2 separate regions of the Mus musculus genome follow, and region 1 is linked to region 2. The links are chromatin loops, found by intact Hi-C in ENCODE. Cell type or tissue: heart. All regions are shown on one strand.

Region 1 (8,000 bases), 170 kb after region 2:
CACTGAGGCTCCTTGCCGCTGAATGTGTGGAGGTAGTGGACATATGGGAATTCATCCGCGGACACTGCTGTCACCCTTCCCACATAAGTAGATGATGCTGGTGTCTGGGTCGTAGAAGGAGAGCAGCACTCCATTGCTAGTGTCCATTTCATGGAGAGCATTGGTTTCTGCATGTTTTTTTGGGTTCCAGAGCGTCAACTGCCGCTCGCTCATGCGGCTAAAGCCAGTAGTGAATACGTTGCCGTCCGCCAGGAAGATGGCACGCATAGGCCTGGCTCCTTCGTGTGCTTTCTCCTTCTCCACCGCCATCTCCTGTTTCCTGGGGTCAATGACTCTCATTTTCTTGTCTTTGGATGCTGTGCAGATGAGACTACCGTTACAGCTCCAGCTCTCGTTGTAAATCATGTCTGAATGCATATCATCCAAGTTGATGAGGGCTTCCCCTGTCCCCACGTTCCAGATGATAATGACATTATCACAGCCTGCACTGAGAAGCACAATGTGGGCCGTCGGGTGCCAGGCCACGATGCCAACTCTTTTTGAGTGGCCTTCTAGAATCACCACAGGCTCAGTCAGGGAAAGGGTCAGTCCATTTTCTGGGATCTGCCAAACCATAACAATGCAGGCCTCTGAGCCGCTGGCGATAACCTGATCGTTATGTGGACACCAGTCTATGTCCAGCACTGGTCCTGTGTGGCCACACACTGTAGGGTAGGATTTGTCAATTTGTCCCGTCTTGTGCAGAGGGAGCATCAGGAAGGCCCCTCCCCTACTTGCTTCTATGATGATGGCCACGAATCTGGGGTTGATGGCGCAAAAGGAACTGTCCCAGGTGACTCGGGAGACGCGGATGTCATCATAGCACTGATCATTCTTCACCGCCTGTCCAAAGACATGCCGGAACTTGCTCTGCCGCACCACTCGCCGCATCGTGTCAGAGCCCGGGTGCCTGAGGCGCCACCGAAGTCCCTGCTGCAAAGCCCCGAGAAGCCTCCATCCATCCGCTGCCGCCTCCCGCCTGGCACTGAGTGCCGCGCGGGGGAGGGGCGCGGCAACCGCTGCCCAGTCCTTCGCGCAAGCGTGCAGGCCCTGCCCCCCTCAAATCTTTGAATTGGGTCAACAGACACTAACATTATCCAAATGTAATGGTTCTGAAATAAAACACTGTAAGATCAATCCACAGTTGCTATCTAAGTTTTGCTGTTACATATTTAAAATAGCTGTAAAGTTACTGGTCTATGGTGATAATTTATCTGACTTTTTTTTTTTTTTTTTGAGGCAGGCTCTAACTATGTAGGTTGGTCTCATAGTGCTAGGATTTAGGTGTGTGCTACAATGCCCAGCCGAGGGCATCGGGATGAGGGAGAAGAATTCAACCACTGGGCTTCCTGTTAGAGGACCAGTGGTGTTGAGCAGTGCCCAAAATGTTACTATTGATGTTCTGGGATGGAATCAGTTAAAGCAACAGTGTGGGCAGGGGAGGAGATGTTTCGGGAGTGAAGATGCTTGCCACAGAGCCTGATGATGTGAGTTAAGTACCCTAGACCCAGATGGTAGCAGACGAGAACAGGCGTGTCACTCAAGCTGTCCTCTGACCTCGACACATGATGGCATGTGTACATGCACACAGGCACATGTGTGAACATACATACAATAAATAATAAATGTATGTAATAATTTAAAAAGAAACACAGGCTTTAATGGGATGGCATGGCAGCTAGGCCTTCACCTTGGGCTCCTGATGTCAGCATTCGTATCCTTTGGAAGACACTTTCAGTCATACTTCAGTGAGTGTCTCTATTAAAACCATAGGGGCTGAGTGTGGTGTGTGCCTTCAATCTCAGTGCTACAGAGGCAGAAGGCAGAGGAAGCAGGAGGCAGAGGAGGCAGGAGAGGCAGAAGGCAGGCGGATCTCTTGAATTTTCAAGGGCAGCCTGGTCTACAAGTGAGTCCAGGACAGCCAGGGCTACACAGAGAAACCCTGTCTATAAATAAATAAATAAATAAAAAATAAAATAAATCTTTGTAGAGCTAGCTGTAACTCAGTTGGTAGAACACTTACTTAGCATGTATGACGCCCTGGGTTCTACCTACCTCCAGCACCACAGAACCCTTGGTGTTGTGGTACTTGACTTTAATTCTGCACTTGGGAGATGGATGCAGGAGGATCAGAAGTGAAGGTCAGGCTTAGCTTCAGAGCATGTTCAAGGTCGGTCCAAGATGTACAAGACCTTGTCCCCAAACAGCCTCTTTGTATAAAAGGATATCATTTTGTTGACACAACATTAGTTCTTATCTAAAGCAAACTCTCACCTCTCAAAAGCATCCCCAGAAAACATTTTCATGCTGCCCCAGAGGTGTAAGTTATTTGGTATAATTCCAACATCCCTGAACTCAAAGATTTTTGTGCTTGCTTAAAAAAAAATAGAGAGGATCAGCATTTCACCCCAAATATTCTCCACTCCTCCCCTCAATTACAGCACTGAGGAGCCCTTACATTGTCAAGGCTGTGCTTCCATTCAAGACACGTTTCCAGCACTCTAAAAGGACGAAGACTGTTTATTAAGTACAGTGTTTGAATCACATTTCAAATTACACAGAGAAAAGCCTCCATCACAAAGTGCTTCAGGCGTCAGAGATTTACCACACCAAACAAAATCACTTCTGCCATCAATGTGCTGGGGCAAGATCTAATTAACACGAGTCTCATATGCCCATGACGCTAGCAGGCAGTGGCTCTGCAGATTTTTCTCAAATTATCACTGCGGGATAGTTCCCAGTGCCCATAGAGGAAGAAGAAAGAGGGGGAGAGAGGGAGAGAAAGAGAGGGAGAGAGAGAGAACACACTAGTCCAGCTTAGCCTCAAAATTACTAGGTAGCTAAGCTGCAGATTGCATTGAACTTCCTGCCTCCACTTCTCAGGATTTGGAGTTCTGGCACACACTATCATCCTGGCAGCCTTTGCCTTATAAGGAAAGAGCTCAACTTTGTTTCTTGTTCAAATCTTGGAACTGGTAATAAGCTATCTACTCTACCTTTGGGGGAGCTCACAGCTGAAGGTGATGGACAACTTCCCTTTTCTCCTAAAATCCCCATGAAGACCCCTTTCTTGTCTTTGTGCACTTTACCAGTTACCCACTTGTAAGGAGAACATACATACATAAGACACAGCTCACAGTTTTTGTTGTTGTTGACGACATCTAACATCATATCTAAGAGCAAGTGGTTTGGAGCCAGAACTGAATTCAACTGTCCCAGTGAATACAACTCTAAAGAAACCATACTGAATGCTCTGGGTCTGTCTTCTCATCTCCCAAGTGGACGGATAATAGGAATTAACATCGCTGTGTGTTAAGAAGCAAACAGGCTAAGATCTGCAAATTTCTTAACACGGGAACAGGCATTCACCGAATGACAAATTTAATTATTAGTCTTTTAAAACTGCCTTAGTAACTGCTTTTGCCATTCAGTTACCATTACTTCTGTCTGGATGGATGGGTGAGACCAATTCACTCCCAATGACACCAAGATTTCTGACTCCTGGCTTCAGGATCCCCATCACCCTCCGTTGCCCTCCATCACTTTAAAGACTTTTATAGAATGGGATGCAGTATCCAGCACAAGAAGAGAATTCTCCTTGGTGAAGGCCAGTGCCACAGGACGGGAGAGGCCGTGAGTGATTATAGGCTTCAGGGCTGGGAATTCTTCGGGTTTCCCCAAGCAGACGATGGCTGGACCAGAGGTGTCAGCAACAATCACGTTTCCTTGGTGATCGAAGGTCACAGCAGAGGCAGTTACTTTGGAGGGGAAGAGGAGGTTCAGCCCGAAGCTATCCACCTGGCCAATCAGCTGCATAGTGGAGTTGAACACCTTCACCCTTGTGTTGTTACAGCCAGTCCTCCCAAAGGCACAAGGATGCTCTAGGACCGCGATGGCCCCCGTGAGCCATGACACTGCCAACCCACGGGGACTGCATAGGTGAGCTTGCAACCTCTCAATCCTCCGAAGGACCCCTTCAGGGAAATCCGCTTCCAGCAGGTGCAAAGTCCCTGCCTCTGCATCAGTCACCAGGACCCCATTGTGAGGGGTGATCTCCACACCCCAAGGCAGGGAAAACTGCTTTCCCACAACCAGCTTGATCTGGCCAAAGAAATCAAACACTTTGAGGGAGCAGTCGCCAGCGTCGGTGACAACCACATGGCAGTCGTTGGTGACGGCGACATCCAGTGGGTACTTCACGTCGTGCGCTGCGTCCCCCTTTTCTCCAAACTGGTGTGCACCTCCTCCTCCGGAGTCAAAGATCTTGACCCGTCTCTTCCCGTCGTGCACGACCACTACCCGTCCGGTCTTGGGGCACAGTGCAAGCCCTGTGGGGTTCACTAGGGTCCCCCACCCGCCGAAGGCGTGGTAGCAGGTGAGAGTCCCCGGCGCGAAGGGGGCGGCGCTGAGGGCAGCCGGGGACGCGTGGAGGGTGGAGCCCAGGAGCTCCAGGAGGTGCAGCACCGGCAGGCAATCGCTGGTGTCACAGGCTCGGCAGGCCCGCCGGCAGAAGGGACACTCGAGGCCCAGCGTCCGCGGGTGCGCGAGAGCGGCGACACAGGCCAAGCAGACCACGTGGCCGCAGGGCAGGTTGCGCGGGCGCCGCTGCTGCCAGTGGCCGAACCTCTCGAAGCACACCTTGCACTCCAGCAGGCTGACCTCCGCCTCCCGCACCAGCTCGGGCCGCACCCCAGCCGCTGCCACCGCCGTCGCCTCCTCCCCCATTGCTCCCGCTGCTCCGCTGCCTCCGCGCAGCCCTCAGTCACGGCCACGGTCACGGTCACGGAGCGGGGCATGCGCTCTGACGCAGGGCGCACACTGCCACCCCCTGGCGGACGCACGACGCAGTCGTCCGCATGCGCCGTGCGCAGACCTGGGATAATCACGTCACGGGTGGAAGATTCCAGGATTAAAGATTGAGACATGTCAGCGGGTGTGGGGGCGGGGTGTGATGAGTGGGTCTCTCCGTGTCCTCCTGTAAGTGACAGCTAGTCTCTCAGGGATGGTGCCCAAACGGACTGCCAGTCAGCTTCGCTGGGAGGTGGGTACCAGGGCTAGACAGGAACAAGACATGGCTCCTAGTCTCTGTATAGTAAGATTCTGAAGACAGAGACACAAGAAAGAAGATAACTTCAAGGGGCAGATGTGCATTCCTCTCTGCTGTGTTTTTTCCTTCTTGTGAGAAGGTAGCTACGTAGACGTCAAAGAATTGGGTGTGATAGTTGTGATGCCGGGACTCAGGCGGCAGAAACAGGAGAACAGCTGTTGGTGGTTAGTTGGAGGCCAGCCTAGGCTACAGTGCCTAAAAAAACAAACCCCCAAACCAAAACAAACAAAAGAATACTTGTGAAGTGGGTTTGTGTGGAAGGGATATTTTGAAAGCTGTTAGCTTTCTCGCATGGTGGTCTACATAGTGAGTTCCAGGCCAGTTAGAGGCACAAAGGGAGACCCCGTCTCAAAAACAAACAAAACAACAACAACAAAACTTGTTAGTTAGTAGCAGTTATAGAATTCGCTCGTGCCTGCCTTCTTTTAAGTGGTTTTCATTCACTTTTATTTAAGCCTCATGGAGGCCGTGATTGGAAGGCAGGCAGTTTGACTACACGGCATCTCACTGATCATCAGATATGGTTTTGTATGACAAATGTTTGAGTCTCCTTGGCAAAGGCTTAACTGCACCAGTGTGGGCTGAGGGGCACTGTGAAGGGGATTATAACGTACAGGTAAGTTCGAGCCAGCGGTTCCTCCCTGCAATGCCTTCCATCCCGAGAAAGATTGAAAGTAAAGGGGCTGAAGCGATGGCTCAGTGGTAAAGAGTGCTTGCTGCCCTTCTGGAGGACATGAGTTCAGTTCTCCGCACCATCTGTAACCCCAGCTCCAGGGAATCCAGAGTCCCCTTCTGGTCTCCATGCATTTGCAAACGTGTGAGATACATTCACATAAACATATACACCTGCAAATAAATAAGTATAGGAAATATTTCAAAACTGGAGAAATGATTGACAATAAAGATGATCGTGGAAGTATCCTAATCTTATGGTCAGTATAATCTTCCGAAATCCATTGGGGGTATTCAAAGCTCTCATTTTCGGAGTTAACTGTCTTACATGAACAAGGTGCTGGCCAAAACCATGTATTAGAACATTCTTATTCACAAAAAGGCTGTGATCATGATTGGTTACCCTCTTGTTCCATAGACTTCCAAGAAACTGGAGGACTCAAGCCTGTGTTAACACTCTTCGAGAGAGAAATTCTTTGGAAGGCCAAGGAAAACAAGCAGTTTTTTTTTTTCTTTTTTAATCAACTACTACATATCTCAGAGATTGAATGTTAGACCAGAATAACCAAGCTGATACTATGATTTCAAAATGCATTTCCATTCTAAATAAGACACCAACTAAAATAATATCTCATAGAAAGTTTTTTTATTAGTAATTTAAAAAAACTGTTTTTTATTAGTGTGTGTGCACGAGGCTGTCTGTGTGTCTGTGTGGACGTCTGTGTGAACCTCTGGAGGCCAGAAGAGGATGTTAGATACCCGAGAGCTAGAATTATAGGCAGGTGTGAGCCACTGAATGTGGGAGGGTTCCTAATGTGGATTCTCCAGACTGGGCAGCCAGCGTTATGTAACTATTGAGCAACCTCTCCAGCCCCTCAGAAATAATAAGAAAATAGATTTATTTTACTTTTTGTGTATAAGTGTTTTCTCTACAGTATGCCTGGTGTCATAGGAGGTCGGAGCGGGGCTGTCGGTTCCAGGAAACTGGAGTTACAGATGGCTGTGAGCCACAATATGGATCCTGAGACTCAAACCCAAGTCTTCTGCAAGAGCAGCAAGTGCTCTCACGTTAAGCCTTCTTTCCAGCCCCTCAGAAACAGTTTTTAACTCGGGAAACACAGTCTGGATACAAAACTGGACTATTTTTAGAACCAGTCTTGTGCAACAGAAATGTAAGGAAACCCACATTTTAAAATAATTCCCTTGTATCCCCACTTTTAAAAAGTTGAAAAGAAAAACAAAATTTAGTTGAATTCTTTGTGTCCAATCCATCCTTTGGACATTGTAATCACCTGAAAACATGAATGGAGACATTTTAACACTCATTTTGTATAGTGAGTAAAGTCTGGTGTGTTTTACCTTCAGTGTGCATCTATCTAATTCAGATAAGCTAACTTCCACAAGTGGGGCTGGTGGCTCCCACACAGATCATGACAAAGGCAGAGCCGTCCTAGGAGGTGTCATCTTTTAAAGGTATTTCCCAGACTGACCCTGATGGATCCCTTACTTGTATCTAACTCGTCTCCGCTCCAGCATTGCACCCAAACTATTCAAAGACCCCGATTCATTGCTGACTGCAGCTGAGCTGTGTCCTCTAGAGATGTCCAAAGGCTTGCTGCCTGCTGAAGCTCCTTCTCTGCCTTCTCAGGCCTTTGCTGCCTCTGAGAGGCTACAGGTGGCACTACACCATGAGCACTGCTGGCTAGGTTGGGCAGCTTTGCAGCAAAGACACTCAGTTTTCTCCTGGGGTTTACTATAAAGCACTTAACTAGGAGGTTTGTTTGTTTGTTTGTTTTGAGTCAGGGTCAGCTCATGTCGGCTTCACGCTGGTTATGAGGCTGGGGCTGGCCTTGAACTCACCATCCTCCTGCCTGTACCATCCTAGTCCTAGGACTACAGGTGCTTGCTACTATGCCAGCCCAGATATTAAGTTAAAGGGATGGCATGTGATTGGCAGTTAAGGTTTTTCTCAGCTCTGCAAAGCTTCCAGCTTCAGGAATAGCAAACAAAACCAAGGTCTGAGTCCCACAGTTTAGGGGTCTTGGCAATGTTAATCTTCAGACTTTGCCTCCATCCCATGGAACCCGCCAGTCTCTGCTCTGTTGTCTCTACCAGCCTAAGCTGACAGCCTGGTCTTTCTTCTGTCGGATCAAGGATACAGAGTCTGATTGACAGCCTGGTC
Region 2 (8,000 bases):
GAGATTGTATGCCTTAAATGTAAGCGTTCCAGAATGAAAAAGCATATACTTTAAAAATAAAAAATAAAGTACTTACACGTGTCAACAATTGTAACAAGAAACATTATTGAAGAGGGGAAAGCCATGCCACAGTAACTATGTAAAGACTTAGACATTATAATGCACGAGTCACCCACACAGAGAGAAGGGGGCGGGTTAAAGTTTGCAAAATGAATCGAAAAAAAAAAAAATCCAAATTTACATCGCCTTTCCTCTCCCTTTCTAACACCTACCATCCAGTACAGCGCTTCCTCCTGACACGTTGGTAGCACCCACAGATTTTAAAAGCAAACAGAATTTTAACAGCCTTGTCTAAACACACAGTGCGTTGTGAGGTGTGTGTGCACACAGCCACCAACAGCATGGCTTGTCCGCGTCACTGTCTCTGACACACATACTTGAAATACCGCTCTTAAGTCGCAGTCTGCTACAAGGCTCTTGATCTCCCCCCATAAGAATATCAGTATTTTCTCCTGTTTTGAAGGGGCCTTCCTTACTCTCTAAGCACTCTGGGCTCCGATTCAAAAGACAGGCCAGGCCTTAGTCTTGAGTCAAGCCTTGGCCTAGGCAGGATGCAGAGTAAGCTCAGCTGTGCTCAGGCTTGGTAGAACTGCCCGTGGTCCAGACTCAAGCCCACTCTAACGCTGTATCAGCCCAAGCAGATGACCATAGCAATCCCGTTTGCTCTTCCACACTGGTCAAACACTCCCTAGGAAGGAGCAGGGACAGGTGGGACAGGACTTCTAGCTACTGGACCATAATCCACAACTTCAATTCTGCAGACTTGGGGAACAAAACCAAGAATACTGGGTTGGTTTGCATTCATCAACTTGATTGGCTTTAGACTCACCATGGAAACCCACCTCAGGGTGTGCCTGTGAGGGTATTTCCAGAAAAATGTAACTGAGGAGGGAAGGACTCACCTCGAGTGTACCAGGTAGCAGCATCTCCTGGGCAGAGTAAAAAGAAGCAAGCAAGCTCTGCATAGCACTCACCTCTCTCTGCTTCCTGACTTCTAACATCATGTGACCAGTGCCCCCCTACGTCCTGTCACCATGCCTTTCCCACCATGATGGATGTAGCCCCCTAAACTGCAAGCCAAATAAACGCTTTTCCCCACTAGGGGCTTTCTGTCAGGCATTTGGTCACACAACAAGCAAAGTAGCTGATGTAAGTGTGAGGGCTTGGACTTGTCCCCCAGCGTTCACTGGCTGGAAACTGGACCCCCGGAGCAGGAGTATCAAGAGGTGGTAGGGCCCTTTAAGAAAACACTAGGTAGGTCACAAGGGTTCTATCTTCATGAATGGGGAAATGTGGTGATCACAGGGGTGAGTTTGTATCACAGGAGTGAGCTTGTGCTGAGGCCCAGGATGGCCCTTGTCCCGCTCTCAAGCCAGGAACTAGTCTGCCTGTATTTATGCCAAGAAGGAAGAGATGGCTTCCCTATCCAGTTGGTGTCTTTATCTGTAGTCACACTTTATAGATTTCTATTCTAACTTTAGATACACAGGTATGGCAGGTGACCTATAAATATGATGACAGGTGACTGGGGTCAGAAAGACTGTCATCTGCCAAGACCTCGTCGCTGGTGAATATAGCCAGTCAGGAGCTCAGGCCTCGGACACTGGTGATCAATCAGCCGCTCTTGCTCTTGGTCTCCATGGTGAGCTTAAACTCTCAGAGCCTATCTGGAGCTTCGTTTGTGTGTTTCCTTGTTTATCTCTCATTCTGGCTTCAACTATTAGACTATGATGTCAAGGCCCATTGCAGCTCTACAGAGCATAAGGCATGCGTCACACATTCGTGTTTGATGACAGAATATAACCCGAGCTTGTCACATTTACACTTACCTATTGTGTGGATGTGTGGCTGTGTGGATGCATGTGTGGATGTGTGGATGCATGTGTGGATGTGTGGCTGTGTGGATGCATGTGTGGATGTGTGGGTGCATGTGTGGATGTGTGGATGCATGTGTGGATGTGTGGATGCATGTGTGGATGCATGTGTGGATGTGTGGCTGTGTGGATGCATGTGTGGATGTGTGGATGCATGTGTGGATGTGTGGATGCATGTGTGGATGTGTGGATGTGTGGATGCATGTGTGGAAGTCAGAGGAGGAGACAATTCTCGCACCTTTTCATTCTGTGAGGTTTGGGACTTGAACTCAGGTCATCAGACTTGGCAGCAATCACCTTTACCTGCTGAGCCATGCCATCAGCCCCGTGGCTTTTCATATTTAATAAAGTTTCATTCATAAGTGGGATATGAGAGAAATTTGGAAAGCAAACAAATGTGTGCGCGTGTGTTTATAAGTGTTTATACACATAAATGCATAAAGCGAATGTTTTCGTGTATTTCTGGAAAGAAAATTTTTTTCTCCCTTCCATCTGCAAGTAACGATACTAAGATGCAACTAGGAAAACAGTAAAATAGAAAGAATTACTGTGAAGCTTATGTGTTTTCAGAAATCTACAGCTAGGTTCCTTGAGAGACCGGAATACATTTTATTATAACTTCACATCCCAGAGAGAACTTATTCTTTTTAAGACAAAAATAATGAGTATTTCCTTCATCTATGTGAACATTTTTTTTAAAAACCTCTTATTTAATATATATTTTCAACTATCGTGTGTGTGTGTGTGTACATATGAGTGTGTGAGTATGTATGTGTATGCATGTGCATGCATGCAGGTAGGTAAACTTTCAGGAGTCAGCCCTCGTCCTCTACCCCGTGGGGCAGGAGATCAGACTCAGTTTCCCAGACTTGGCAGCAAGCACCTTTACTCACTGAGCCATCTCAGCGGCCCCTATGTGAACACCAAGCTGGCCATCTTAGGATTCTGATATAGGCATCCCAGCCCCACCCTGCAGACATCTCCGTTCGCTTTCATTTCCCAGGATTTACAGTTTCCTACACTTTCCTGCTGACCGCCATTGCAGGGATTCCCCAAATTAAACACGAGGCCTTCTCTCTGACACCCGTCACTGCTGCTCATTATCCTGACTAGGCCAGGTCAAGAAGGAAGAAGACCCCATTTTTAAAAGACTTATTTATTTATATGAGTACAATGTAGCTGTCTTCAGACACACCAGAAGAGGGCATCGGATCCCACTACAGATGGTTGTGAGCCACCATGTGCTTGTTGGGATTTGAACTCAGGACCTCTGGAAGAGCAGCCAGTGCTCTTAACTCCTGAGCCATCTCTCCAGCCCCAGCTCACTTACTCTTAACGTTAAGTAAATAGGCTGTCTGAGTTCTGAGTCACTTTATAAGCTGGCTGGTACACCCCCCTCCCTTGCTTCTTTCCTGAATGCATGCTAAAAACATCAACTGTTGGTCCATCATACATGTTATCATATATGCTAAAGACATTAACTGTTGGCCTATCACACATGTTCCAAGTATTTTTCCCAACTCTGTCATGCAACAGTTTTGTTATTTCATATTCAGATATTAAAGAGCATAGCTAGATGGCAGCAGTGAGCAAGTTCAGCAATAGCCCAGCAGGTAACAGCACTTCCCATCTGATGACCCCACTTTGTCCCCTGTGACCTACATGGTGGGAAGAAAGAACCGATTCACATATATATGCAACGTAATTATATATATATATATATATATATATATATTTTTTTTTTAGCCAGGTAACCCTGGCATGGTGGGAAGAAAGAACCAATTCACATATATATACAACATAAATATATATATATATATATATTTTTTTTAAAGCCAGGTAACCCTGGCTGTTGTGGCAAGCTGGCCTCGAACTCATAGATCCACCTGCCTGCCTCTGCCTCCTGAGTGCTGGGGTTAAAGGCGTGTGCCACCACTGCCCAGCCCTAAAAGCAAAACTTGTAATACTCAAATCCTTTCTCTTTCCTTTACAGTTTTTGCTCACAGTTTTCACACACAGTTTTCACACGGGAGTTTGCTCACATTTTCGTTTAGTTGTGAGTCCTGCCTCTCCCTGGTGGAGGGGCTCTGGGAAGGCCTCATGTCTTAAAGTGGCAAATGCTGAGCGCTCTTTCACTTGACTGATGACCAGGATATCAGGCTGGTCACAGAGGCACCAGCCACTGTGCCTAGCTAGCGAAGAGCCTGAGATGGTTTTTAGTCATTATCTACAATGAGTATCATCTTGTCATTAGTTTGGTGCAAAAAAGGAAGTCACCAGCTAGTCACCGTTCCTTCTGTCTTGCCAGAGCTCTGTACAGCTTCCTAGTTTTAAAGATGACAGTAAAAAGGATGAGACAGTGGACAGCAGTCCTCAGAAAGGAATCATTGTTGCCTGTTTTTTTTTTTTTTCATAGCTTTCTTTGTGGTCTCACTGATAAATGTAAGGAGGGAGTGTTTCTCACATTAGAGAGAGAGAGGGAGCATGCTAGGATCCAGGATAGGCAAACTAGTCCCCAATCGTTTGCAACATTAGGATAGAACGTTGCAGTGGGAAAGAACACGCTATAATGAACAGCAGCAGTAAAAAAGCCAATGGGACCAATTCTATGGACTTCTCATTATTTCCCCACCCTGACGCTGTGTGAATGCATGAGCCCTGGGCTGCAGTTATGCTCAACCAATTCTTTTGTTCAGTCACCATCAGGGAATCACTATTACAGGAAGAATAGCTGTGAACGTAGTCAAGATCCCAACGGTTAACCAAATCTTCACAGTGTACCATGTATCCGTGGAGCAGACTCTGCCCTCATCAACAACAGTCTCTGCAGGCAGCGCAGGGATGGCTTCGCTTCTTTGCTCTGTCTTAGAACACTGGACATCCCAAAGACCCACACAAAGACCCATGGTTGACCCAGATGAATGAAGGTCTTTCTTTCCCCCTCTGTAGTACTGGGGGCTAAACGTAGGGTCCTACATGCTAGGTAAGTGTTCAACCACTGAGTTCCATTCCCAGCTGCGAGGGTTTTTCATTAAAAAAAACCTTCTGTCGTGTTCATGTCCGTATTTTTAAAAAAACCTTTCTCAGCCTAGGAAAGAATGACTTAGCCGCTGCTTCTGAACCCTGGCTCACACACACACACACACACACACACACACACACACACACACACACACACACACAAAAGGCAGCTGTTTATGCTGCATGGTGGGAACTAGGGAATTCAAACACTGCCTGGGCAGATCTCATAAAAGATGCAATATTCCCACCCTGAATGCTTCCCAATTACAGTTTACAGTTTACACGCAAGCAGAATGGAGTGCTGTTTGTCTAGGCAAAGGCCTACAGGGAGGTTCAGAAGTCCTGTGGGAAACAGGAGGATCTATGGGTATTTGTTCTCAACCCAGACAGACAGAGCAAAGCTACAAGACTGCCCAACCCAAGAGGCCCGTGGCTTCCTGGCAGAACCCGTGTCAGGGAGGCATCTTTGGAGACCGCCCTGAGCTTCACACACCCGCTGCAGTGAACCCACAGGGCATGCCGCATCTGACCTCACTGTTAATAAGCATGGCCAAGACGCCCTTTTCCTTCAGGGTTTATAATCGCATCTCTGATGACCATGTAGACAAGTTATAAAACCCGGGCATGCCCAGTGAGACATGCAACACGACGTCAGAGCAGTAACAGGAGCTCCTGTGTGGGACCTCTGCAAGCTGAGTCACCCAACACTGAGTCACGGATGATACGGATCTTTGAAAAACCAACACCGCCAGGTCTCCCTACGTGGGCGTCACCTGACCCCTTGGGAACAGCAGTAACGGCCTCCCAGCCACCATGCTAGGTCTTTACAATTCAGGGTCTTGACAGCAATGCACTAAAAGGAGTCAACTTGGAACAAGGGAAAAGACAACTAAGTCCTGTGTCCAACATCTACCTACGGAACAGACAGGATGGACCGGGGCCTAGGAAGTAGGATAATGAAGAAAGAGGGTATGGTCCAAGTTGTTTATAATCCACATTTAAAAAAAGCACCACCATGGACACAGCAGAGTGGATAGAACTCTTCAGCAGGGTGCGGCACAGTATAGACTTCCACGAACAGAATATACTTCTACGTGGGAGAGTATAGGATCTAAGATTGGAACGATGTTATAGCTTAGGTCTTTAATGTCTCCAAAGTCCCACAAGTTAAAGATTGCTGTCCAGGGTAGTACTAGTGGGAAATAGTGGAGTTTTTAGATGGTAAGAACCTAAGTGTGTAGAGAAATCCTTGGATTATTGGGGGTACGCATGAAGAAGACTTAGAACCCCAGTTTTCCCTTCTTTACTTCTTGACCTTGAGGTTAAAGGTTTTAATCTACCTTGCAGCCAGTCATTATACCCTGTCTTTTATCTCAGTACCAAAGCAATGGGGCCAATCAGCCATGAACTGAGGCCTCCAAAGCTTTTCTCTCTATGTAAGGTTTGATCTCAGGTTCCCTATAGCTACGGAAGCTAACCAATACAAACCCAACCCGAGATCAAATTGATCTCTTAAGCCCCTTCTTTTCTTCATCTCTTTTCCCTCTAGAGTTGGGCTGGCAGGAGCTTGGCTGTGCATTTGTGAGCTGCAACTCCTAGCCCTGCTTCTTTATGAAGGTGCTTTCTCCTCTACACAGGGCTGACAGCCACAGTAATTTTGATGACTCTGAACTTGGCAGGGGCTCAGATCCAAATCTGAGCACCTGGATAGTACAAGAATGGACAGGTCTCGCTTGCATACCTCAAAGGGAGAAGAAGGCCTTATTTGAATGAGGTTTAAGCAAATTCCTTCCTCAAAGGCCTTTGGCGTGGGGAGTGCAGCTCACAAAATTTCTCACATCCAGAGACTTCAGGCCATATTTAAGTTGAATGAAACCAAACTCTAGTTCAGATAAAGGAACAAAGACGTTAAGCCTACACCTGGAGGTGCAAATTTTAATTTTTCAATCAACTTCAGAAGTTTACTGTGAAGGGACCTGGTAAAGAGAACTTGAGAAACTGGGCCACGAAGTGAAAGCAAGCCTCAGGCCACTTTCCACTGTGGCATCCAAGTGCTATCAGAATGGCCGTTCAGGGAAGTGTTACTTGTACCATGGTAGGGAGTGTCTTACCCAGACAACATTTCCAACCCAGGGACACTGCTAGGGCTGGCATGAGCTGGCCGTTTCTGTTGTTGTTATTTCTAGATGAAGTGGCTGACTCACAGGGAAGAGAGCCAAGGAGCAAAGAAAGCAAGATCGACTGGGGAGCCTGTCTCCACACGAATGGCTGCTGACAAAGAAGCGTCCCTCAGCTCTGACAGCATTTGACAATGATTCTCTCCAGTAAGGTAGCCGGCTCAAGCTTCTGTCCCTTCGAGAGCTCCTGGCTGTGGTGGTCTTGGGGAAATGTGTAAATAGTGCTCAGCCGAGCACCTGGGCTCAGGAGTTTGGACAGCATCTGTCTGGAGAGAAGATTCAGGTACTAACACTCCCAGCTCAGTCCCACACCACGGCTTCTTAACAGAACCACTCTAGGGCTCAGGGAGACGAGACATGTCCAGGACAGGAGTCGAATCCATACGTCATCGATAGAATGTATCCCTGTTTTTATGTCATCGATAGAATGTATCCCTGTTTTTATGTCATCGATAGAATGTATCCCTGTTTTTACGTCATCGACAGAATGTATCCCTGTTTTTATGTCATCGATAGAATGTATCCCTGTTTTTACGTCATCCATAGAATGTATCCCTGTTTTTGTTTCCATTCACATTGGTCATTGCTTTTACCTATAAAAGGTAGCAGGACCTTCCCAAACCTCTATTTTTCTTCTCTGTGAAATGTGGACAACAGTATTTCCTATCTGACTCTACCTTCTGGTCATTCTATCTGCCCCCACATACACACATGCAAAAGGCTCAACACCATGCCGGGAAGGAATGTGGTATGTGGACTGTATTTTATACTGTGGTGACAGTTATCTGCCCCTCTGAACACAGCTATGTCAAACTGTTTCTGGGTCAGAAAAAGGAAACATGAAAAAGTTGGGGTGAGGAAGGATTTA

The links. Peaks named below come from ENCODE experiments on the same cell type or tissue, not always from the same donor. Only the 100,000 strongest peaks of a DNase experiment are listed, where the experiment ranks them.
Region 1: it touches region 2 in a loop (8-fold over the local background); 32 of 42 quality-filtered maps call a loop at or near these places.

The regions. Positions count from the first base shown.
Region 1 is chr13:47,010,016-47,018,015 of GRCm38, forward strand. Nhlrc1 (NHL repeat containing 1) reads right to left here and starts at 4,835. Exons shown (of 1, transcript NM_175340.4): 1 at 2,542-4,835. The coding sequence starts at 4,764. The coding sequence ends at 3,559. It also overlaps the pseudogene Gm5790. In heart, a CTCF peak has its summit at 7,489; DNase peaks (open chromatin) are centred at 3,936 and 4,866; H3K4me3 peaks cover 1,837 bases; H3K27ac peaks cover 917 bases.
Region 2 is chr13:46,835,239-46,843,238 of GRCm38, forward strand. All of the region lies in intron 4 of Kif13a (kinesin family member 13A), which reads right to left. Among named protein-coding and RNA genes, the nearest start is that of Gm22960, 63 kb to the right of the region's middle. In heart, a CTCF peak has its summit at 3,490; a DNase peak (open chromatin) is centred at 7,123.